Regions from separate parts of the Homo sapiens genome. Here regions 1, 2 and 4 are each linked to region 3. A link is a contact called in ENCODE Hi-C or POLR2A ChIA-PET data. All regions are on one chromosome and are shown on one strand. The core of a region is the stretch at or near the end of the contact, and the rest is flanking DNA. Distances in the headings are between cores, read along the strand shown. Region 1 overlaps LOC105377582 (a long non-coding RNA gene). Region 2 has its middle 19 kb from the start of MYL12BP2. Region 3 holds the start of ANKRD37 (ankyrin repeat domain 37). Region 4 has its middle 13 kb from the start of ENPP6.

What was found. Hi-C counts contacts between places; a loop is a spot of excess contacts on that map. ChIA-PET counts read pairs that join two places held with the same protein, here RNA polymerase II (POLR2A). Pooled maps may share reads with other maps.
Region 1: a loop to region 3 is called in a pooled map, with 5 times the contacts of the local background. The contact joins the enhancer-like site here to the promoter of ANKRD37 in region 3. A Hi-C loop is called at or near these places in 2 of 37 single-sample maps with no recorded cell type and 6 of 50 pooled maps.
Region 2: a pooled map shows a loop between it and region 3 (4-fold over the local background). The contact joins the enhancer-like site here to the promoter of ANKRD37 in region 3. A Hi-C loop is called at or near these places in 1 of 168 maps with a recorded cell type or tissue (gastrocnemius medialis), 1 of 37 single-sample maps with no recorded cell type and 2 of 50 pooled maps. POLR2A ChIA-PET finds 5 or more read pairs at or near these places in 1 of 52 experiments (PC-9).
Region 4: a loop to region 3 is called in a pooled map, with 7 times the contacts of the local background. The contact joins the enhancer-like site here to the promoter of ANKRD37 in region 3. A Hi-C loop is called at or near these places in 4 of 50 pooled maps.

Annotation. Positions count from the first base shown.
Region 1 is chr4:184,278,097-184,284,022 of GRCh38, reverse strand. It overlaps LOC105377582 (a long non-coding RNA gene), which reads left to right. Exons shown (of 6, transcript XR_939552.3): 2 at 5,389-5,658. It also overlaps the pseudogene RN7SL28P. Among named protein-coding and RNA genes, the nearest start is that of MYL12BP2, 33 kb to the left of the region's middle. RefSeq lists enhancers at 228-347, 488-747, 1,148-1,197, 2,148-2,297, 2,318-2,387 and 2 more. Within about 2 kb of position 1,507, at least 15 of the 41 ENCODE cell types and tissues checked have a DNase peak (open chromatin) inside an H3K27ac peak, as active enhancers do.
Region 2 is chr4:184,329,863-184,335,957 of GRCh38, reverse strand. No RefSeq gene overlaps it. Among named protein-coding and RNA genes, the nearest start is that of MYL12BP2, 19 kb to the right of the region's middle. Within about 2 kb of position 4,322, at least 20 of the 41 ENCODE cell types and tissues checked have a DNase peak (open chromatin) inside an H3K27ac peak, as active enhancers do; they include PC-9 and gastrocnemius medialis, where a contact is called at or near this core.
Region 3 is chr4:185,395,050-185,401,587 of GRCh38, reverse strand. ANKRD37 (ankyrin repeat domain 37) reads right to left here and starts at 4,747. Exons shown (of 5, transcript NM_181726.4): 1 at 4,638-4,747; 2 at 4,286-4,438; 3 at 2,560-2,651; 4 at 1,815-2,018; 5 at 1,347-1,571. The coding sequence starts at 4,664. The coding sequence ends at 1,571. LRP2BP (LRP2 binding protein) reads left to right here and starts at 5,664. Exons shown (of 9, transcript NM_001377440.1): 1 at 5,664-6,538. UFSP2 (UFM1 specific peptidase 2) reads left to right here. Exons shown (of 12, transcript NM_018359.5): 12 at 1,110-2,051. The coding sequence ends at 1,196. RefSeq lists silencers at 4,762-5,131, 5,352-5,541 and an enhancer at 5,162-5,231.
Region 4 is chr4:184,227,714-184,234,562 of GRCh38, reverse strand. No RefSeq gene overlaps it. Among named protein-coding and RNA genes, the nearest start is that of ENPP6, 13 kb to the right of the region's middle. Within about 2 kb of position 4,347, at least 3 of the 41 ENCODE cell types and tissues checked have a DNase peak (open chromatin) inside an H3K27ac peak, as active enhancers do.

The DNA.
Region 1 (5,926 bases), core at 258-2,757, 1.1 Mb after region 3:
AGCTTGGGAGACTCCAGAGAACCCGCACGTGGGGCCTAGTGCCCGCAGACACCCGTGGGGTCGGGGGTACTGTTTGCTCTCCAAGCCACCAGCCAGGTTGTGCACAACGCCAGGACAACTCTTCAGGGCTGAGACACGTGGCTTCCCTGGGCCCAGCACCTGGGCAGCACGTTCCGTGTGTATGCCCTGAAATCACACCAACGCATGCAGCCAACCCCGAGACTCAACCCCAAGGCCAGGACACGGGGCCAGTCCTGGAGCAGCACAACGGGGTGCCCAGCTGTGACCCTGCCTACCCGGAACCCTGAGTCTGGTGGCACTGGAGGCTCAGCATCACAATGATCCTTTCTTGTGTTACCAAAAAAAAAAAAAAAAAAAGTTTAACAAATACAGGCCATTGTTCTTACTTTTTAAAAAAAGGACTGACTGCTTAGGGGACTGCAGCCATTTAGCCCTGCCTGACCTCCAAGAGTGAAGGGGCAGAGTCCCCACCTGTCACCATCTGCAGGACAGCCATGCGCCGCTGCACTCTCTTTGGCTGAGAACCTCCAGCATTGGTTATAGGCCCCACTGTGGACCCAAAGTGAAACTCTGAAAATAGAAATAAAGCAGCTCATGCTCCAGCAAACAAATACTATGATTTCTGTCTACTGAAAGAAATGAGTAATCAACCTCTCAAAAGTCAGAATTCAACTACAGCATGTTCACAAAACCACTCACACTGCCCCCAGATGGGCACAGATGTTGACTCTGCATCTGTTCTAATTTTCCTCATGAACCTGTGCCCACTGGGGTAACAGGAAAAACAAACTGAACTGTGTTTAGCATGAGCTGGTAAACTTAGTCTGTTTGCAATGATAGAAACTACTCCAGCTTAAAACAAACACTCAGCCCCTTAGCAGAGACGTGCAGATGTTCGGATTTGATTGCCCTCTCCGGCTCCATGGCAAGGTGAGGCCTGTGCTCTGGATAGAGTGACCATCACAAATCATCTTCCAAGACGGGCACTTTTTTTTCATTTTTAGAAACAAGTGCCTGGTTTAGAATGCAATGCGTGTAAAAATAATGCAGTGCTGTCCGTGTCCCCAAACCATCCTCAGGTAACCGTGGTTAGCAGTGTCCTTCCAAATATGCTCCCTGCATAGAGGAACCTTGCACACATAGGTGAGCTTTTTCTCATTATTACTTGGAATTACAGCATGCATCTTATTCTATAATATTTATTTTTTAACCACTCAGGTCAGATCAATCCGAGATGTGTTTGAGAGAGAAAGAGGGCACTATTAATAATTATGCCAGTAGAGCAGGTGATGTTTGTTCACCCTAGTTAGAGAGGAGAGGTGTGGCTTAGGAAAACTCATGGCAGAGCAGACAGTGAGGCCCAGTTTGTATCCTGTATTGACATGCCAGTCTGTGCAACAAAGCGGCTGGGTTGGGCCGCTTCCTGCACTGTTGCCCTCTGAGGTGTGACTGGCCTCCTCTGGCCTTTTGGGGTGATGCACTGCAGACCACGGTGGAGTCTGAGGACCCGGAAAGTGTTTTCTGGTTTTGATGACTGATTCACACTAAGGCTTGTTTGAAGCCGTCTGAGATCTCTGTGTGCCAAGGCATCTCAGTATGGCTGTGTGCCCTTCATGTGGCTCGGGGAAACTGTCAGGACTCCAGGGTGCGACATGCAGGCCCCTGCACCCTACAGCCCCGCCTTGGGTTTAACTGTCATCCACTTGCACTGTTTTGGGTGTGGTGCTGAGCTGGAATTCTCTGGGACCAGAAACTTCCCCTTCCTCTGCCCAGAAAAGTGGACAATCAAGGTTCCCAGGCTCACTGATCTGGGTATTTCTAAAGCCTCTCTCTTCCTGCTTGAGAGCTGTTTCTGTCCTCAGAGAAGGGATAAACTGAAATCCCAGATTTTGTCATCCTTGATCTCCCTCTCTTTCCCTTCCTCCTGCAACCTCTCAGTTCCAGAAAATGCAGGCTGTCCATTTCCTCCAAGTCAGAACCTCCTGCTAAGGATGCCACTGAAGGACTGGAGGGATTTTTCTAAACTGATCCGGGCCTATGATGTGGGTCATCTAATTTGGTTTTTGACCTACTAAGAAAACCAGAAAACCCTCTCAATAGCAATCTGCTTTCCAGCTGATTATCTTACTACAGACATAAACAGAAATTCAACGTGATGGTCAGCGTTGAGCAGAGATGCCACGGTGTTGGTGGGTACTGCTTTTCCCCTGAAGCGCTCCACTCCAGTCTGTCAAAGGGCAGCAAGCCTCCAGTAGTTACAGAAATGGTAACATTGCCAAGATCTGCTTCATCCTTTGGCTGTTGAACGGGTGGCTTATGGCCCCTGAGCTCACGACAAGGAAAGAGAGAAAGAAAAGTGAAAAAGAGGGCCCCCACCACCTACCTACCTGCTGCTGTTCCAGCTCATCAAAAACAAAAGTCTAAAACAGTGGCTGGAAAGTACCTTGCATGATCCCTTCACAGAAACAATAGAGAGGAGCAGCTGCACAGGGACCACGGGACACCAGGCAGACATTCTCCCATTGCTTCTCCTGCCTTTAGCATCCTTTTATCTTGCTTCTCCCATAATCCAAGCATCAGATCCCATTTCCCTCTGAATTCTCCTACTTCTCCCAGCACTTTATAAAACCGAGTCCTGTCCCCAGAGCCCCAGGTCAGTGCTCCCGGCACACCCAGCAGGAAACAGCAGGGTGGGGGCCAGGCAGTGGGTGGAAGGGGCACAGGAGTGGGAGAAGGCAGGCCTGGGGCTGAATCTCGGTGCAAATGCGTGAACTGCAACAATTTATTTATTCCGAGTCTCAGTTTCCTTATTTGTAAAATAAGAATATTATCATCTACTTAATGGGCTGTGGGAGTTAAATATGCTCAGGAGTGTGTAACTGATTCTCTGTGAAGAAACCTGTCCTTGTGTGAAGAAGCCAACCATGCTTTTGTGAACAAATGTGCACCTGAAAGAGCCAATCCTTCAAGATAGATCCTGAGCTGCTAACTGGGCCTACGTTTATAACAGAGCCAAGCGGCCCTTTGCTGGCTAGAGGTCACAGATGTACTCTGAGTTCTGGGGAAACCTACACCTATGTTTAACTGTGGACTTTCAGAGCTTGCCTGAACCAACCAATCAGAGCTCCCCCACCTTGGCCAATCAGGGCCTAGCTGTGTCAACCAATCAAAACTCAGCTGCATTGATCAATCAGAACTAAGCAAGTTTGAATCATTTATTTGCATAAACAGACCTGATTTAGAACCTACAAAAGCCAAACCCTCTCTTTGTTCTCTGAAATGCACACCTTCCTTATACAGGAAGACAGTGTCTCCCCAGTTTGCAAACTGTTCACTGTAAGAAAGTGTCTTTCCTCCAAATTCCTTTTCAGAAAACTTTTGTTCAAACTTCAAACTATGTAGCTGCCCACAAGTGCCACAGCTGAGCTCTGGGGACATAGCTATGGCCTTTATTGCTGATTTTTTTTTTCCAGGGCACTGCCCGCACAATTTCAAAAACAGAATTTAATCCATGGGAACAGTTTTTATATCTAATTAAATGTGTTAGAGTTAATTGATGCGAGAAACAACAAATATGTTCAACTGCAAAGAGCTCGGAACCACGAGTTCAAAAGCCAGCTAAAAGCCCTACCCAATCTTATGACCTTGAGCAAGTCATCCAACTTCCTGAATGTTAGTTTCTTTATCTGCAAACACAGGGTCAGAACCAGAGAGTCTCTGAGCACCCCTCAGCTATACATGCCTTGATTTCTAATAACATCTAAGAATGCAGCTGGCTGTTTTTCCTTTTCTAATATTCTCTGGTCATTACTTGGATCACTGACTTTTGAGTCCTTTACTGAATATGAGACTGTAATTCCTGGTCCTCAGTTCCCCAGGTCCCCTAGTCCCTTCCATAGACACAACCCTCCAACTTCCCTTTTCAGTTCATACCTATAAGGAGGGTACGCTAATGAGAGCTGGGCAGACTCAGCTGAAAGATGAGCCCAGAGGCTCCCCATTACTTCAATCCCCTTGCTCTTTTTCTTCTCCTGAAAAGAAGCCATTCATACGCTCCCTGCCTTATACTACAATCATGCCATTTGAGAACGGTTCCAAACAGAGGCTCCTTGGCTCTTCTGACAAATCCATTCAAGACACTCTTTTAAACAGTAACCAGATTCTTGATTCATTAAAGACCCATATAGAAATGTTCCCACTAGTGTCTCCCTGTCACCGTGCCCCTGTCTGTCTTAGAAAGGGCCTCATGTGGCACTGTCTCCAACAGAGCATGCACTGGCTGGATAACTCCAACCCCATCTCCAAAGCTAAGAGGAGCTGAGATCATCAGCCAAGCAGGGTTCCTGAAGCTTCCTGTATGTAACATGAGAGTTGCAACAACAAAAATAATTTTAACAACTGCACTGAAGTGTTTTGCGGGCAGTTAGAAAAAAATGAATAATATAAATCTTGCCATTCAAAGTGAGGTCTAAGAACCCGTGGCATTGGCCATCATCCGAGAGTCTTTGAGGAACACAGAATCTTAGGCCTACTCCAGAATTACTGAATCAAAATCTGCATTTTATCAGAATCTGTAGGAGATTCCAGTGTACATTAACATTTGAAAAGCAGTGATCTAAAATACTGTAAAAGAAACTAGAGGAACTCTGTGTTGAAAAGTCAAGAACTTATGTTGCCAGCTCTCAAGTAAAACAATCTCCAAGAAAGGTATCGTTACATGTGAATTTAGATTCATTTTTTAAAAAGGTTTATTTTATTTTATTTTTCTAGAGACAAGGTCTCACTATGTTGCCCAGGCTGGAGTGTGGTGGCTATTTACAGGTTGGATCTCACTACTTATCAGCACAGAATTCTTATCTGTTCTATTTTAACCTGGGCAGGTTCAACCCTCCTTAGGCTACCTGGTGGTTCCCCACTCCCAGAAGGTCACCATATTGATGCTGAACTTAGTGCAGACACCCAGTGGACATAGCACACTACAGCCCAGAACTCTTGGGCTCAAGCCAACCTTCCTCCCTTAGCCTCCTGAGTAGTTGGGAATACAGGCATGTGCCACCACACCTGGCATACATTCATATACTGTACGATAGAGACAAGTATACAAAGATCCTCTTCTCTTCCTCTTGCCTTTTAATGGTAATGGGAAGAGCTGTAGATATAAAAAAGCTTAGTGTAGGCAAAGAGACGCTAGAAGGTTTCCTTAGGTGGAAAAGAAAAAAATCATAAAATTGGAAAGGAAGAAAGGAAAAAGATGAAAAATGTTGGCAGAGCAGCTTCTGGGATGAATGAAATTTAATAAACCTTTGCTGAGATGGGTTATGACTTTGCTCTCTGCTTTTGGAGTTGATTTTATTTTATTTTTTTTAGATATAATGGCACATGGAAGTGTGTCATAAAGTGGGAGAAAAAGTGCAAGAATTCCTCAAGACCCATATGTAAGGTTTTCTATAATTCACTTTGTATGCTACAATTGTTTGCCCTGCATAGTGCCAGGAAGATATAAAAATGTGAAATGAACAAATATTGTTTAAGAGTTTAAAGATACTTTGGATGTCATGACTCCAATAATATTACCTTACAGATCAACACCTGTGTTAGTCCATTCTCATGCTGCTATGAAGAAATACCTGAGACTGGGTAATTTATAAATAAAAGAGGTTTAATTGACTCACAGTTTCACATGGGTGGGGAGGCCTCAGGAAACTTATAACCATGGTGGAAGGCACTCTTCACAGGCAGCAAGAGAGAGAATGAGTTTGGAGTGAAGGGGGAAGCCTCTTATAAAACCATCAGATCTTGTGAGAACTCACTCATGGTGAGAACAGCATGGGGGAAAATGCCCTCATGATTCAATTATCTCCACCTGGTGCTGCCCTTGACACATGGGTATTATTACAATTCAAGG
Region 2 (6,095 bases), core at 3,073-5,572, 1.1 Mb after region 3:
ACCATCTCCCACTGGGTCCCTCCAACAACATGTGGGAATTATGGGAGCTACAAGATGAGATTTCGGTGGGGACACAGAGCCAAACCATATCAGGGTAGAATGGTATTAAAGAAAAAGATTTTCTTACACTTATTAAGGCAGTAAGAAAGATTTATTCAAGATTATTGCAATAGGTATCAAGACTGTGCAATAGGAGACAGGAAATGGTTGAGCTCAACTCTGAATACAGCAAAAACCACTGGAGGTTTTTAGCCAGTGAGCAGAATGGGAGGAGAAGAGTCAGTGGATGGAAAATTACTAAGAGGAGAAATCAAAGGTGGGAGGATTTTCCCTAAACTGACTTAGCAGGACTCTTGTTACAATTGGACTAGGCAGGCTGAAGACAGGATGCAAGGACAAAGCTTGTTGAAAAGAGGCCTCAGAGGAGCTCATCTAAAATTTGGTCAAGGGGAGGGTCTTTCTTGGTCCCTCCTCTTGTTCAAGGGAAAAAGAGACATTCTTCTTTCCTTTGAACAATATAAGTCAATTTCTCATTTGGTGGCCTTTTTTTCATTAAGGACAAGCTGAGCCCCCTGCTGAAACTTGGTAGCAGGGCAGCCAGTTGAGAAGATTTCTAGATGTCAAGGCATCTTTAGATGATGGGGTGAGGACTGCAGTGGCCATCCCAGATCATGGATTTTCTGGTTTGCAGTTTGAATGTCCTTGGTGATGGCATAGACATCAGTGTCACAGTCATGGTTATTTTTCCGAGCAGAGTGTAGAAGTGTCCAACTTCATCTTGAAGGGCTTCTTTAGACAGTCACAATAAAGATCTGGGAAGTTAGGTTTTAGTTCTCAGTGATGCCAAATCAGGACAGTGGGAGAAAAATTAAAAACCTCAGTTTGGAGAGTGGTAGCCAGATAGTAAAGGGAACTAGAAGAACTGAGAATTTGGTAAGGACTGACAAGCTGTGCATGATGACAGGATCCCGTTCAATTTACAAGTAGATAACAAAACCTGAAAGACAAGTACAGGACCAGAATAATAACCCATAAGAAGGTGCTATAGTTTTTATAAAATATCTTTCTACAGTCATCCCCCTTTTTTGATCCAAATTAACCAAAGTAAGATTATTCTTGTTTACAAAATAAGTCTTGTCTCATTATATTTGACTTACTTATTTGCATAATTGCAGCAAGAATGGCAACTGACCAGGTAGGCTTATTTAAGTTTGCATTGCTGGAACTTTTTACAAGTAATCTCAGATTATGCTTTCAAGAGTTCTTGAAGCTATAAAGCCAAGTCAAGCACCACCAGGCCTTATCTGCAATGCCTAGAGATTCAGATGGGTTCTTCTCTTCTTGAGGTCCTAAAAACATCCTGAGTTTCTTTGGCCTGCCAGAAAGTCACCTTCCTGACTCACCTGTAAGGCTGGGAACTCCATAATCCAGGTACCAGGCAGACTTTCCGGGAGGGCTTCATATGCATTGGCTCCATAAAGTTAACCTTAGTTCCTCAAAACTGTCTGTTCATATGTGATTTTATGTCTTATTCTCAGTTGGAAATGCAGAAATCACCTGTCTTCTGCGTCGATCAGGCTGGGAGCTGCAGACCGGAGCTGTTCCTATTCGGCCATCTTGGAATGGACCCCCATGTCTTATTCTCAAATAAAACATTTTGGTCAAAGCCTTGATTATCTAATCAATTTTTAAAATTATGTTCTGTTACAAAAAGGACAGATTCTTATCGAACCCATATAAAATAGTATATCACCATTGATACGGTTTGGATCTGTGTCCCCACTCAAATCTGATGTTCAATTGTAATCTCCCAGTGTTAGAGGTGAGGCCTAGGGGGAGGTGATTGGATCATGGGGACATTTTCTCATGAATGTTTTAGCACTGTCCCCTTGGTGCTGCTCTTGTGCTGGTCAGTGAGTTATCGTGAGATATGGTTGTTTAAAAGTGTGTAGCAGCTGGACATGGTGGCTCACACCTGTAATCCCAGCATTTTGGGAGGCCAAGGTGGGCAGATCACCTGAGGTCGGGAGTTCGAGACTAGCCTGACCAACATGGAGAAACCCCATCTCCACTAAAAATACAAAGTTAGCTGGGTGTGGTGGCGGGCGCCTGTAGTCCCAGTTACTCGGGAGGCTGAGGCCGGAGAATCGCTTGAACCCGGGAGGCCGAGGTTGCCGTGAGCCGAGATCGTGCCACTGCATTCCAGCCTGGGTAACAAGAGTGAAACTCCGTCTCAAAAAAAAAAAAAGAAAGTGTGTAGCACCTTCCCACTCTCTCTTTCTTCCTTCTGCTCTGAGTATGTGATGCGCCTCACTCTCCTTTTGCCTTCCACATGACCGGAAGTTTCCTGAGGTCTCCGGAGAAGCAGAAGCTGCCACGCTTCCTGTGCAGCCTGCAGAGCCGTGAGCCAATTAAACCTCTTTTCTTTATAAATTACCCAGTCTCAGGTATTTCTTTATGGCAAAGTGTGAACAGACTAATACAACCATGAACATAAAAATACTCAGTAATAGTTTCTGAATTATGGAAGGATTAGGAAAAAAGATAAATGTTCCATTTTTGTTATAGAAATGTATCTACTAAATTGTTACATATTATAGCTAACTTAAGAGAAAAAGAAAAGGGGTTCCTTATGTCCAGAAAATAGAACATTAAGAACAAGCAATGTTCCAAACAAAAAGCCATAAAAATTATACTCCTTCTTTAGTTGATTCAGTCCTATGTAATTAATTCTTGTTTTGCTTGATCATGGGTTAGCAGTTTCATGAACTCAACTAGAGTTTCGAAAACCCTCACTCAGTCCAGCAGTATGATATTCAAGTTTTTTAGGCCATGTCAGTATCAGATGGGGGCTGGGGAGGTTGATGGGTAGAAAATTATTAAGAGAAGTAATTACCAAGAAAAATATCAAGGGGAGGGGAATTCTTGCTAAACTGACTTTAACAGGATTCTTGCTGAAGGCAGACCAGTGTGGTCAGAGGTCAAGGTTGAGGGACTCTCACTAAATTGGCTTAGCAGGATCCCTGCTAAAACTGGACTAGGCAGGCTGAAGCCTGGGTCCAGGGATGAGTCCTGTTAAAAAGAGGGCTGAGAGGGGCCTTCTAAAGTTTGGTCACTGAGACTGTCTTTGTCAAGGGCCCTTCCTATGTAGTATTTATGACGGTATTTTGTCTGGCATTAATAGAGTTAATATTGTGTGCCTTTCACAGCAAATCAAAAAATATCAGAGCATTTAAGAGTATCAAGATATCATGTTGACCTTGGAACTGATAGCTTGAAGCAAAAAAATAAAAAAATTGCTGCTTAATTCCTCTGATAAGCTCTTGAAATAACTGAACTCTAACCCTGGTAACCGTCACCTACTTCACAAGGTTGATGGAAGGCACAGGTAAGAAGAGAAAGCCATAACTGTTTGAAGATGGGCAGATTCTGACCAAGACTCCAGACTGTAAGGCCAGGAAAGAGAGAGGGCTTTCCTAAGTCTTGAGCCCAGGTGTATGCCTGGATCCCCAGTCTGGGCTCTGGCAAGAGACAATCAAAGATCCCAGCAAAAATATTACACTGTTCCAATTCATGGTTAAAAATGTTGGCATAGGTAGTGGTATTTATCTCTGGGTTTTTAATTGACAACCAGGAGCAGCGAGTTAATATTGAAGAGCCCTATTCAGGAATGAATATACACACTCCAGGGGTGGTCTGTTGGAATTTGAAAGACTATTAAGAGGCTCCTCCTTTGGGAGGCCGAGGCAGGCAGATCAGGAGGTCAGGAGATCGAGACCATCCTGGCTAACATGGTGAAAACCCATCTCTACTAAAAATACAAAGAATTAGCTTGGTGTGGTGGCACACGCCTGTATTCCCAGCTACTCGGGAGACTGAGGCAGGAGAATCGCTTGAACCTGGGAGGTGGAGGTTGCAGTGAGCCGAGATCATATCACTGCACTCCAGCCTGGGCGACAGAGCTGGACTCGGTCTCAAAAAAAAAAAAAAAAAAAGAAGAAGCAGCTCCTGCTCTAGAGAGTCAGCTATAAGAACTTCCTCTATCCTCAATGAACACCAACAGCTTTGCTATCTGGCATAATGGATTTTAGGAGTCATTTTCATTGGTGAAGTAAGAGTTGTTCAAAATATTATGGGCTGACTGGAAGCACTGTATCAGATTGCATCTCCTTGCATAAACAGGGTATTATGACCTAGAAAGCCTAGTGGATAATGTATGCCCTTCCAAATGCTGTCTCTGGTTTGGGATTTGAATCAGGACTTGTATCCACAGCTCATAGAAAGGTTCCTGCACCTGACCCTGACTAGACATGAAGCTAAATCATGCTGTTCGAGTACTGTCACATCTGCCTTAAGTGAATCTGTTATGTAAGGCACCTGTCAGTGTGCCAGCAGAACAAAGCACCAGTACTTGGTTGAGTTTACAGAACTGGTTGTACCACGTTTTTGAGCCTGCTGGCTTCTAAATGTTTATTTTATGGCCGAATTCCGTCTGAGACTTGCTTTCATTGTAACATACCACCTGGTATGAAGCTGAGGAGACCTATAGCCCTCACCTACATCTATTATGGGCCCACATACATGTGTTTGTGTTTCTTAGCTTAGGGAGGTTTCAGAAGCCCCGAGGCTGGAGTAAAGCATGGTTACGGACTCTTGTTGTAGCAGAAATGTTGCTTACTGTCTTTCTATGACCCTTTGTATTTCTGTGTATTGGTTCTTCACCACTAATAATAAACCGCCTCAGTTCTTTTCTTAGAAGGACGTTGAACACTAACTATACGGCATTGAGCTAGGGATGAATTAAAGGGGAGCTCCCTGGAACTCCAGGAACTGTTTTCAAAATGTGCCTGTTTGTGTTTATATGGTAACGTTTGGCTGAATCCATTTCACCTTCTGAGTAACACTTAAGGCAAAGCTGAAATTCTTGCTGTCAACAAAACCCCCAAGACTACAATTTCTACCCAGCCTCTTTCAAAAAGCATGGAAAACCTCCTCCATTCCAGCTTATTTTTGCATTGAGGCTGGTATTTCATTTGTTTGTTCTTTCGCTTTCTTTAAGCACCACTGCCCAGCAGTGTGGCGTGAGTACTGCTTGCTTTCTGCTCCCAGTCTCACTTTTTTTTTTTTTTTTTTTTGAGACAGAGTTTTGCTTTGTCACCCAGGCTAGAGTGCAGTGGTGTGATCTTGGCTCACTGCAGCCTCCACCTCCTGGGTTCAAGTGATTCTCCTGCCTCAGCCTCCTGAGTAGCAGGGATTACAGGTGTGCACCACCACACCCAGCTAATTTTTGCATTTTTTGTAGAGATGAGGTTTCACCATGTTGGTCAAGCTGGCCTCAAACTCCTGACTTCAGGTGATCTGCCTGCCTCAGCCTCCCAAAGTGTTGGGATTATGGGCGTGAGCCACCTCGCCTGGCCCCAGTCTCTCATCTTTGTACCACACATATAACTTTGGTTTTGTAAGTAAGAAAATGCTTACTCCTTGCTGTTGACTACACTGTGAGATTCCTTTTGAGAACCCCACAAATAAAGTCAATACAACCATCAGGAATCCTTAGACTCATTAAAATTCCAGACCCTGTAAAAACAATATTTCCTGTTGAATCTCAACATGAACAAAGAGTGATCAACTGAGAGTCAAACGTGACTGTGGGATGAGTGAGTTTGGACATTAACCACATGATGTGTAGAGGAGGCACATCTCTTGTTGACACTCGCTTGTCCATGTGACACTTCTGCTTTCCTGACACGCACTCATGGATACCACGAGTGTGTGTGTCATGGGAAGTGCACGCCACCGAGCGGGCGCGGGGGCTGACCGGGCTGGGTCACTGCAGTGAAAAGTCATGTGGAAAAAGCTACCATTCATTTAATTGTTTTCACTTCTCACCTTGAACTCAGCTTTGTGACCACTCTGTGAAAACAAAACCAACACAGGTATCCTGCCACAGAATCGCCATGTGTTAAAAGATTCCACAGAGGTGTGACTGGACAGCAAACAGCGTTTTTCAGAGAGCTCCCTGTTAGTGGCAAAATGAACATTCCCTTAGGAGGGCAGATCCCTTTTCTCAAAAGGCCAGAGGATGGGGATGCGGA
Region 3 (6,538 bases), core at 3,498-5,997:
TGGTGCTTTCCTGTTTGAAGTTCCCATGCTGGTCATCTCACAGGAAAGAAGCATGTCCTATGCACTATGTCCCTATGCAATCCCATTCTGACACCCTCTCTACCAATTTCTCCTTTAAAAAATCTGGATCTGGTTACCTGGACAAGGCCTTCATGTGTAAAAGGATCAAAAAAAGGTTAAAACAGAATGAGCCTTTTTTCTCTGTCTGTTAAGAGAACAGATTTTAGGACATTAAATTAATAGAGAAAGTTTTGCTGAAAAAATGAGATGATTAATAGAATGCTGGTTACCTAGGGAGAGTGGGGGATTACCTAGGACTGGTAGAGGATTTTTTACTTTTATCTTGTTTTTTGACAACGTGTATCTTATTAGGAGGGAGTCAGACCGCTGCTTGTCACTCACTTCATGGTATTTTCAGAGTCTCAGCCTCCTTGCAAGGATTTCTCAAAGCATTTAAGAATCATATAATACAGACCAGTTATTGGCTTTTAAGTTTTCTTCTTTAATAAAATAACTCAGTGGCCCTAGGAGAAATCTGAGAAATTTTCATACTCTAAATGAGATTTTGCTTGAAAGTAATTTTCTCTGCTGGCAAAAAGGATTAATACTGACATGAAACATGGGAAGTAGAATTGAGTAACACCTGGAATTTGAAAATGAAAGGGCACAGAGTGCCAGGCAGGGGGCAAGCTGAGGTTTCTCACTACAGTACTTCAATCCTAAGATGCCACTGAATGGTCTCTTACAGTCCTTTATGGACTATTAAGAAAAACAGATTGCTAGTTCAATTGTCACATGCTATCAGTTGCAAGTGGTAAAACTATACATCTCAGAATCAGTAAAGTGTGGTATCTGGAATAACAGTTACAGGTAAATTTTTTTTAATGATTTTTATGATGAATTACATACATAGAATTAAAAGTTCAAAAACCTACCTTAAAGGGTAAGATACGTTACTTTTCTATGCTAGTAGGAATTCAAATCCTTGAATGATAAAGCCATTTAGAGTCTTATTCCAAGGTCCTGCTGACAGAGCCTGATGTCACGATTTCCATGACATAATCTTGTAACTTTGTAAAAGGCTTTCCTTTCCCGTCTTCTCTATCCAGGGCTGGTGCGGATGGAAGGGCCCAGATTTTTGGAACAAGGATGCATACTATAACTTATGTCTTCCTCAGCGACCAAATATGATTTAAAATATCTTGGAGTCAAAGACTGCAGTAGAGTGGTATTATAAATTTGTGAATAAAGAATCAGTTTAATTTTTCACATTAAATCCTGGTTCTAGTTTGACGATTTAAATTATGACCTTTTTCAAAGGTTGTAAATACTGCACGGAGAATGTATTTTTTAGACGTTCCTTTAATAACTTAAAAGACAAAGCATACACAACCAGCATATTATAGGCATGTAAATACATGTGTTCTTAAATGGATCTTCACTTGGAAGAAAGTTTTTCGTCCTTCTCAGAAGGAGATTAGACACAACATATGGTAAAGCCAAAAGCAGGAGCTTATAGATTTGCATGAAATGAAGGCGTTCTTCAGACTTCTTCATAACCCACGTGACATCTGTTTTTAAAAACACGTTAACATTAAAAACTTTTTTTTAAAAAGAGTTTTATCCCCAAACTTCCACCATGCAGTCCCATTTTTGGTCTCTAGACTCTGGTAAGTATAACCAGTACTAAAATGTTAATGAGAATGAAACAATACTACTAGAAATACGAGTGTCAGTATTAAATGGAATAATAAATGCTATGCAAACAAGAGATCACTGCGGGAGGAAAAAAGCAGCAGCTCTGAGTTACTTACCAGCACTTCCTTTTCCCACTGGTATTTTCTACACTTCCGAGACTCCGTTTCTGTCTGAGCACGGCAACACAATCATTCCTGTCAGGGTGTTCACTTGCTTTTATTGTCTGCATACATTTAATTGTTGTAAGAAACTTGGCACAGTCTGGAAATCCACATGACCAAGCGAGATCTTCAGCTGTTTGCCCGTTCTTATTACATAAACTGAAAACAGGATAAAAACGGAGTGAAATGAAACATTGAACTTAAGTCTTTTTTTTTATATCTTACAAGGGAATTTTGGGCTCATACAAATGTTGGTTGCAGAACAGAAGAGGTAAAGGATGCATAAGGAAATTGCATTTTTGGTCACTATTGTATCCTCAGCAACTAACAGAATCCAGCATAGAGCGGGCATTCCAGTTCTGAATGAATGTTAGAATTATCTGATGTTTAATACAGTGTATGAGTACCCAAAGGTAGTCAATGGGAACTATAGAATGGGTTTTCCTGAACCGAAACTGAAGTAGAATACAGTCATAATGAACAAAATTGCACCTCTGATTGCTCAGGATCTGACTTTTTACTTACTCGAACTGAGTATTATTCGATAGCACCAACAACCTAAGTTAACATTTAAATGATTAACACTAAATTATCAATTACGCAAGCATTATTTTTAAAAGCACATGTAACTAAGCTTCAGGAGTCTGATTAGTTTAATCCAAGAAAACATAAAATGTGAAGCCACTGTTTTCATACTCACTCAATTTGGGCATCACTGGCTACAAGCAGGCTTAGGCACTCCAGGCTTCCAACTTTTGCTGCCTTGTGTAGTGGAGCTTCTCCTAAAACATCCTTAAGGTAAGATGGTGCATTTTAGAGTCTCCCAAAAACACTTTTTGTGAAAGTTGATGAGTGACATTTAATATTAGCTATTTAAGGAAGCTAGTTAGAACTGCATTGTACTGGACAGGGAATTTTTTTTTTTTTTTTTTTTGGCAGAGAACACCAAAAACTTTTCGTGGGTTTATTTTGTTAATATTCATTCTCAGTTCCGGTTTTGGGTTTGTTTTCAGAAATAAGAAGTCTTAGTCACTTTTAAGACTAAGAAGTCATGTGTTTTTGATACATATAAACCTGCATCAACATCTCTTCTAATTAAAAACACTACTGATAATCGTTTGCAAGTGCAACACTTCAGAAATGCAGAATTAAGTAACTAGTGGACTATTATAACTTCAGCATTCTAGCATACGCTCTGAAATGATCATTCCTTTATTTAGATCTTCTAGATACTTTTAGTGATTACATTAGGGATAGCCAACTCCATGGGCTAATTTGAAACATAGAAATGTACTATGCTTGCATATTCATTTCAGTATGGAACCTTCTAAAAATCTCCTCCTTTGGACTGAATTTTTAAATTCAAGCTTTTTATTTTTGTTTTTTTCCTCGGTAAGCTGCAAAAGCTTTTTATTTTTGATTAGTTCTTTTAGTTTGCTTTTTCATACCGTTTTCATTAATAAAAATGTGTGGCTGGGCGCGGTGGCTCACGCCTGTAATCCCACCACTTTGGAAGGCTGAGGCAGGCGGATCACCTAAGGTCAGGAGTTCGAGACCAGCCTGGCCAACATGGTGAAACCCTGTCTCTACTAAAAATACACAAATTAGCCGGGCACGGTGGCGCGTGCCTGTAATCCCACCTACTAGGGAGGCTGAGGCAGGAGAATCTCTTGAACCCAAGAAGCAGAGGTTGCAGTGAGCCGAGATCGCGCCATTGCACTCCAGTCTGGGCGACAAAAGCAAAACTCCGTCTCAAATAAATAAAAACGTGTAGCCATATGCACATACATTAAAATGTAAGCAAATAAAAAGAGTTCTTCCAGAAAAGTTTACAATTTAAAATTCACCATGCTTTAATATTCAGTGGAAGATGCAAACTACAGTAAGAAAACTCTTTAGGAAATTAGAATGCTTGTGGACATAGCTCCTAAGTATTTCAATTGCTGCAGGGAGACTTTTGGTAATGTAGCAATTACTTCTTTTGAAATAAACTAGATCTGTGCTGTTCAATATGATAGTCAACAGCCACTTAAGGCTAGAGTATTTGAAATGTGGCTAGTCTGATTTGAGATACGCTGTCACACCAGATTGTGAAGACAGAATAAAAGAAAGTGTAAAATATCTAATCAGCAATTGCTTTGATTACATATTGAACTGATAACATTTTGGACAAATTGGGTCAAATACTAAAATTTCATGTTTCGTTTATTAATGTGGCTACTTAAAAACTTCAAATTTCTCATGTCCTCACATCAAGACTGGAAAAAAACTCTTAAATTACATCTGTGTCTTGCATTATATTTCTGTTGGACATCGCTGCTATAGACATGTTTTTAACAGCTGAAACAACTCTTGGCGTCTGAGAAATGTTTGTGTGTGTCTGGGTTGGAGGGGACGGCTGTACACAGCAACAGTTACCTAGTTACCTGCTGGTTGAGGTCAGCGCCCGTTTGCAGCTGCCAGAGAAGAAAGCAAGCAAGGCCGCTTCCTGCGGCTAAGTGGACAGGCGACTGCTTGCAGGGATCCGGGGGTGCGTTGACCGAGGCCCCTGTCTCCAGCAAATGCTTCAGACCATCCACCTGCAGGAAGAGAACAGATCCAGCACCCTTCCCACCTTTGTCCAGTCCCGCGCCCCTCCGGGCTGGAAACCTCCCCGCCCTTCACAACCAGCTCTGACCAGGCAGCGCCCAGTGGTCCGTCCCCGCATTAACGAGAAGACGAATCTAGAAGCTTGAGCCTGCAGGACAAAAGCTCGGGCTCTGTGAGCCCGAATCTCACCTCGGGGTTGCAATCCAGCAACAGCATTTCCCGCCTAAGGCAGATGACAAGAGTCCTTGGAAGTGCAGAGAGGTGAGACACTCGCCGCACCCCGACAGGTAAGAATGCGCAGGCTGGCCCTAGCACGGGAGAATTTAAAGACCGCTGGGACTTCCGGGCCGGCCCTTGGCAGCCGCGCCCCAGCTCCGGTTACGCCCGAGCAGCCTAATCCTCAACGACCCGGACCCTGTCCAGCCCCGCCACGGCCGCACGTACACAAACACTGGCACGTGGAGCCCGGCGCCGGGGGCAGGGGGAGGGGGCGGGCGCGCGAGGCCATCCGCCGATTGGCCAGCTGTGGATGCGTCAGGCCCTCCCACCTCGGGGCGGGGCCCGCGGCGGCCCCACGGAGCCTCAGCGCGCGTGCGCAGGGTAAGTCAGTGGGCGTGAGAGGACTGGAGTAGGAGCGGGTGGGGCTCCGCGGCCGCCATGAGGCGCGCTGAGTTTGACACGTCTCCCGGTAGTGCGCCCGCCCTTTAATCCTTACGGAGAAGCGGGAGTTTCGGCTGCAGGTTTTGGCTCTGCCGGCGCGCACGTAACCAGGAAACTGGGAGCCACGCGCAGCTCCCCGTCGACGCCGCCTTCAGAAGCCGCTGTGCACTGCGCTGCTGCCGCCTCGGCGCCGGGGAACGCAAGTTCCTTTACCTCGCGCGCAGTCGCCCGCCTCCCAACCCGGGAGGTGAAGGCGGGGACGGCGAGCGCGAACTCGAGGGGATGGCTGTCCCGAGTGGCAACGGCCGAGCCCGGCCCGCGCAGGGACCCTTGTGGAGGGGCCCTCGGGGAGAGGCCGCAGCACGCTGGGGTCGTCACGCTGGTCCACGCCGGGCTCTCCTCCCGGGAGAGCGGACCCGGCCGCGTGCGATTCGGACCCGCGGGGCTGGTGAAGCCGCTGTCCGGCCCCGCGGGTGCTGTCGGGCGTGCGTCACTGCTTTTTGTAGAACATGACCTGACTTCCGATGGCAGCTACTGACGTCAGAGCTGCTCCCTAGACTCTCCCTAAGCGTCTTTCCAGAAGGATCTGCTTAGAAACCAAAGCTCCAGCCGAGTGTTTCTTTTCCCCTACATTTTTAGTGATTCCCTTCTGTTGATGCCTTTGAAAGCTCGGAGAAATAAATACGTTTATTGTTATGCTGTTAGAAAACAAGTTCATGCTTGTCCTCTAAAGATAAGTGGTCTTTTCATTCTACTTTTTGTTTTGTAGTAAGAGCCATAAAATTTGCAATCGCAAGTTTATGTTGTTATACTTAGTTACCCAAGGGGTAGTTTTAAGCATTTTTATTCATATGAATATTTGAATATAAATGTGTGTTCAAATATATAGAATCGTTCTTATATTCCACATTTTTAATATTTAAACTATTCACAATATCTTTTAATGATGTTTAAAGAACGGCAGTGTAGAGATACTGTTGTCAGATTTGTGAGGTGAGCACACGTTGATATTGCCAGTTTCGCTTTTGTTTATCAATTCAATAAGCACTGCTTTTTAAAACACGTGTTGAAGCTTCAGGTTTGCACAGAAGTTCATTTTCAGGAATTCCTAACTAATAAAGGGTATCAGACACGTTCTTACAGTTTTGAACATAAATACTGCAGTTAGCATATGTAGTGGGATATTTGTGTGGTGAAAGTGCCTCCATATTTCATATCTTTTCTTTGAAACAAGATTCTGTTCAGTATGCATTAAGTGGTAGTTATTTTTTAACTTCCTGTTACATACGTAAATTTCATAAGGAAAGGAAATTTGGGGAGTCGTTACAGCTTTTCTCCCTTTAATCACAGCGTACCTGTCCATTGCTCACATTGTTTTCAGAAAAAAAAGTTGTATCTCAGCTGGATATCTGACTTGACTTTAGTAATGG
Region 4 (6,849 bases), core at 3,098-5,597, 1.2 Mb after region 3:
AGCCATAACCTAAATGGAGGTGTAAACAGATTGTAACCTATCTTTAAAAGAAAAACCTTAGCCAAATTAAATTTAAAAGAGTTTAATTGAGCAAAGAACAATCCATGAATCGGGCAGCCTCCTGAGCCACAGTAGGCTCAGAGAGATTCCAACACAGCCACGTGGCAGAAGAAGATTTATGGGCAGAAAAAGGAAAGTGACTCAGAGAAAACAGAAGTGAGGTGCAGAAACTGCCGATTGATTACCGGTCAGTGTTTGCCTTATTTGAACATGGTTTGAACAATTGACCATATTTGATTGGCCAAAACTTGGTGATTGGCACAAGAGTTGGTTACAGTCTGTTTACAACTCTATTTAGGTTATAATTCATGATGTACAGAGAAACCTTTAGGCCAAACTTAAAGCAGGTAATGAGGCAGCTTTAGGCTAAACCTGATTTAACACTTCTCTTGTGCCAATCACTGAATTTTGGCCAAAAGGGATCAACTGTTCAAAACGGGTTCAAGTAAATCAAAAGCTGATCTGTAACCAATTTGGCTGTTTGTGTACCTCACTTCTGTTTTCTGTACATCACTTTTCTTTTTCTGCCCATAAGTCTTCTTCCACCACCTAGATGCACTGGAGTATCTCGAGCCTACTCTGGCTCAGGAGGCTGCCCAACTGGCAAATCATTCTCTGTTCAATTAAACACTATTAAACTTAATTTGGCTAGGGTTTTTCTTTTAACACTAGAATGACTGTTGTGAACACTTTCTTTACTACTTCGTTTCACCTTGAACTCTGATACTTTGCAGAATGCTGTCCTCTTAATTAACAGTCTGGGACAACATGGTACTTATGTATGCCCATCTTCTTAGCACTTTAACACACAGAATTTCTATTTCAAAGTTGATTTTCCGAGTACACTTTCTTTTCAGCAGGAGCATGAGCCCCACCAATAAACACACAGATGGCATTATTAATATAAAAAGAATTTTAAATTATAATGTCACAGTGTATTAAAATATTAGTACAAAAGTGTTCCATTGTCTATGAGGTAAACTACTTAAACTACTTCAGAATAGAAAGTGTAACTTATGTTATATTAGTCAGGGTTCTCTTGCGGGACAGAACTAATAGGATAAATGTATATATAAAGGGGATTTTATTAAGGAGTACTGACTCACACGATCACAAGGTGAAGACCCACAATAGTCCATCTGCAAGATGAGGAACAAGGAAGCCAGTCCAAGTCCCAAAACCTCAAAAGTAGGAAAGCCGACAGTTCTGTCTTCAGCCTGTGGCCGAAGGCCCAAGAGCCCCTGGCAAACCACTGAGTCCAAAAGTCCAAGAGTCCAAAAGCTGAAGAACTTGGACTCTGATGTTCTAGGGCAGGAAGCATCCAGCACAGGAGAATGATGAAGGCTGGAAGACTCAGCAAGTCAAGTCCTTCTATGTTCTTCTGCCTGCTTTATTCTAGCCATGCTGGCAGCCGATTAGATGGTGCTCACCCAGACTGAGAGTGAGTTTGCCTCTCCCAGTCCACTGACATAAACGTTAATCTCCTTTGGCAACACCCTCACAGACACACCCAGGAACAATACTTTGCATCCTTCAGTCCAATCAAGCCGACACTCAGTATGAACCATCACATATGGGTACATGAATTACCTTTCATCTATACTCCAGGGGTAATTACTCAGCATTTGAACAGAAATTTATAATCAGAGGTGGTTAAAGAAAATGTTTTCTATTTTATTATTATAGATACTAAGTCTTCATTAGCTAGCATAAGGCATTTTAGAAATAATTTTCCACAGATAAAATAAGTGGTGTTCAAAAAATACAGTCACCTGAAAAGACTGAATGGATCCCAGCACCTTGCTTGGTTGAAGTATCAGAATCAGGCCAGATTCTGTGGGGGTGGGGCCCACATCCAAAACTCATGCCCTCTGGGCACCCCATGTTGCAGAGGACTCTGTCATAAGTTCTATCTCAAGGTTGGCTGATCTCAGAGTTCATGCAGGGAACTTGATTGTGGCCTGAAGACAGAAAGAGGAGATCTCACCAAGCTAAGGAGAACAGGTATGCAACTGTTTGTGTAATAAAGCACTGGACTGGCCTTTGTCCCTAGTTCCTGGGAGAGAGACTCTGAGTACTCGGAATTTCCTGAATAATAGGGGCATCTTTGGTCACCAGAAAGACCAACCATGTGATCTCAGGAGGTTAGGACTTTGAGCCAGTCTGATCTCCAGGGAGGGGAAAGGGGCTGGTGACTGAGTTTAATCCTTGGTCAATGGTCTGACTAATCATGCCTATGTCAGGAAACTATAATACAACTCTGGACACAAGCTCAGAGGAACTTTCTGTTTGATAAACACATTGATGTGTCAGGAGGGTGATGCGCTCTGATTTCATGGAAAGAGAGCGTGGGATCTCTGCGTTTGGGACCCTCTCAGATCTTGTCCTATGTATCTCTTCATTATGCTGGTCCTGATTTGCAGCCTTTATAATAAAACTGTAATTATAAGTCTAGCACCTTCCTGAGTTCCAGGAATTGTTATGGAGAATTGTCAAGCCTGAGAGTGGTTGTAGGATTTGTAGCTAGTTAGTTGGTCAGGCACAGGTGGTCTGGAGACCTGGAATTACAGCTGGCATCTGAAATGGGGACAGTCTTGCTGGGGACAGTGCTCCTAACATGAGGAATCTGACATTAACTCCAGATGGTTATTGTCAGAATTGTACTGCAGGACACCCAAACTATCTTTAGCCTGCTTACTAATAAATAGTTGTCCGCTTGGCAGAATATAGCCTTAACTTCATTTTGACAGACCAACTAGTAGTCTGAGGCTGGGCTTGTATAGGCCATACCTAGCTCTAACCTGGTAGGCTACCGGTGTCCACCACAACAACCTGACAGTTGGTAAAGGGACAAATTTGCTTAGACCAGCCTCACAACCACACACAGAAATCCCTCCTGGAAGTTCCAACACCTGAAATAGCAGCATGATTTCTAGGACACTGAAAGCGGGGGCTGGTATTTCTGTTTTCCTGTTCATATGGTGGTAGCTTGTGGCAACAGTATAAAAACATTTTACAATTCACTGGCTTTCAGCTTTGGAATTATGTAGTGTTTTATTTTTTCTGGGGTATTTGAATTCAAAATTTGCTTATACAGTGATTTTATTATAATTTTTGTGACACTATTTTAAGGAAATAACAGTGCATAAATGCAAGCACATTTAATTCTAGATATCAATGTTTTCATCTATAAACAGAGAAAAGTGAGAATGGCCCTACCTATTTGTATTGAGGTTCAAAAAAAATGAAAGAGCTTTGAAAACTATATACATGATTTCTCTAATGGAAAGATTTCCCTAATGGAAAGATTTCCTTATTTTTGCATATTGGAAACAATGCTTAGAATAAAAAAGACTTCCTTTTTTTTTTTTTCTTAAGATGGAGTCTTGCTCTGTCACCCAGGCTGGAATGCAGTGGCATGATCTCGGCTCACTGCAACCTCTGCCTCCTGGGTTCAAGCGGTTCTCCAGCCTCAGCCTCCCCAGTAGCTGGGACTACAGGTGCGTGCCACCACATCCAGCTAATTTTTTTCTTTTTAGTAGAAACCAGGTTTCACCATCTTGACCAGGCTGGTCTCAAACTCCTGACCTCAGGTGATCCACCCGCCTTGGCCTCCCAAAGTGCTGGGATTACAGGCATGAGCCACCATGCCCAGCTGGGACTTTTGTTTTTTAAAAGCAATTTATACTCGGAGGTGGAATTATTTTCTCTCACAAATGCCCAGGTTTGGGACCCACAGGATGGAAGGCAGGAGGGCTGAGCATTTGTGTATCTGGAAACCTCACCTCCTCCTGGGGGCTAAGGGCAGGGTTTAGTGATTTGCTGTGCCGAGCAGTGCGGTCTGTCTCCTCATCCAGGAGCTGCAGTGAAATGGCCCCACATTGCCCTCTCTGAGAAGGACTAGGGGACATTCTTTGCAATGAATGGGCCTATGTAGTCCCTCCAGTATCTGGGCGGGTAGAGTCCAGGGAGAGAAGGTGGAAGCTGACAACGGGCCCACATCTCTCAGATCCAGTGCTGCTTTCTGGGCTTTCTGGCTGGCCGGGGGCTGGCAGGGAGAGAGGGGCTCTGCGGTTTCGTGCCCAAACCCAGCATCTTCTGGGGACCTCACCCGTTCCTTCCCCGAATTGTGCTCCAGGTCTTAGTTACAGGAAGAAGCATTCAGCAGTCTGAGACTCTCTAAGTTCCTGCCCCCAGGAAACAGTGGTTACGGAAGCGGAGTTATTGCGTAGCTCCCTGGTCCTAGCCACGGTGCTGGAGGCTTGGCTTCCAGCCAAGCAAGAGTCCCACAGGGTTGAAGCCACCACAGAGAGGCTGCCCCGTGCGATCCAGAGATCATAGACTGGGTTGTTAGGGACTCTCTTTTCCTCCTTTCTTCCTTTGATCATACGTACTTGAAGCAACTCGTGAATTTGTTTCCCTTCTGAAGAATACATCTTCCAAGAGAATGTTCATTGTGTGTGTGTGTATGTGTGTGTGTGTGTGTGTGTGTGTGAGAGAGAGAGAGAGAGAGAGAGACAAAGAGAGTAAAGGGGTCTTGAAGGCTTGAGAACATTTTCATCAGACCCCTCAAATTTTCATGACAGTTTTAAGGCTAGCTTAATTCTTGTTCTTGTGTATACTATCTGCTTTTTATCTCTGGAAGCTTTTAAAATGTTCTTTGTGGCTTGCTGTCTTCAGTACTGAGGGGAGGGTTTCACTAGTCCTCCACTGGTTCTCCATCTATCATGCAATTCACAGAACAATTGATAGAACAAGCAGACTGCCCTTACAATCACCCCACTTCCCCCCAAATTCTAGGTGATCCCCCATCCCAGTGTGCCCGGGAGTGATGGCTTTCCTGGGACATGGGACTTTCAGTGCTATTACCAGGAAACTCTTAGGCAGATCAGAACAAGTTGGTCACCCCACCATACTACTTTTCTCCACTGGGCACCAGAGACCCTGATCCACTTAACAGATTCATTTATTCAACAAGTGCTTAGGGAGCCTTATTTTGTTCCAGGCTCTTGGAATACACAGTGAATAAAACAAAGATCTTTGCCCTCACTGAGCTAACATTAGAGCCAGAGGTAAGTGGACACAGACCATAAACAATAACCATAATAAAGAAGTCATCTATATAGTGTATTAAAAGGTGATAAACCTATTAAATATTACAAACCATAAAAAGCATTATAAGCTTTTCAGGATGTGCGGTTGCAACTTTAGATGGGATTAGACCTCATTGAGAAGATGACATGTAAACAAGGACTTGAAGAAAGTGAGGGAGCTATGTGGATGCGGGGGGAAGAGCATTCCCAGGTAGAGGAAATAGCCAGTGCAAAGGCCCAGAGGCAGAGAATATCTGGCTTGAGCTACTGTCAACAAGGAGGTTATTGCAAGTGGGACACACGCATGATTGAGATTAGTAGGAAAGGAGGTCAGTGTAATGGGAGGCAAGGTAGTATAGGGCTGGTTGACCACAATGAACACTCGGTTTTTTTTCTTTTCTTTTTTTTTTTAGACGGAGTCTCGCTCTGTCGCCCAGGCTGGAGTGCAGTGGCGCAATCTTGGCTCACTGCAACCTCTGACTCCTTGGTTCAAGCGATTCTCCTGCCTCAGCCTCCCGAGTAGCTGGGATTACAGGCATGCGCCACCAAGCCCAGCTGAAACACCCTGGTTTCCACCCTGAGTAGAATGTGAAGTTATTGGAAGGCTTCGAGCAGGGGAGTGACATGCATTGAGTTGAATGGTGTTTCCTGCCCCACCTCCAAAAAGATATATCCACACCCTAATTCCTGGAACCTGTAAATGTTACCTTCTTTGAGAAAAGGGTCTTTGCAGATGGAATGAACTTAAAGATCTTGAGATAAAGACATCATCTTAGATCATCTGGCAGGCAAAGTCCAGTGACAAGTGTCCTTATAAGAAGAGAAGGGCAGAGGGAGATTTGAGACAGACAGAGAGGAAACACGACACACAGAGGAGAAGGCACGGCAAAGATGGAGGCAGAGACTGGAGCAATGGGGCCACGAGCCAAGGAGTGCCAAGGATTGCTGGAAGTCACCACGAGATAGGAGAGAGGCATGGAAGGGATTCACCTTTAGAGCCTCCAGAAGTAATCAACCCTGCCAGCACTTTGATTTTGGACTTCTAGCCTCCAGAACTCTGAGAGAATAACTTTCTATTGTTTTAAGACACTCTATTTGTGGTAATTTGTTACGGAAACCACAGGAAACAAATCTAGGAAGCCAGATAGCAAGGGGCCCAATACACCAAACTGAGGAGACTTAAGGGTTCCACTCTGAGGGGAACTGGGAGCTACTGGAAGGTTTTGATCAGAGTAGCGACATGAACCTGATTCTTGTTTTAAATAGTCAGTTAACTTATCCAGCATATAACCCTCCTCCCTCACACATTTTTCTGCCGGGTGATTGGATACATAATTGGCTAGACATGGCCAGAGGCCGTCTCAACTTTCAGTTCAATTTCATTCCTTCAAGGAAGCACTCCTTTGGATATTAAGCCTCTAAACTGGCTGTGTCCATTAGAACTGGATTTGGATGCATTTAAGAGAAAACCTGGCCAGGACCCGTGGCTCCCACCTGTAATCCAAGCACTGTGGGAGGCCAAGGAGGGCGGATCATCTGAGGTCAGGAGTTCAAGATCAGCCTGGCCAACATGGTAAAATTATGTCTCTACTAAAACTACAAAAAATTAGCCGGGCATGATGGCGGGCGCCTGTAGTCCCAGTTACTCAGGAGGCTGATGCAAGAGAATTGCTTGAACCCAGGAGGTGGAGGTTGT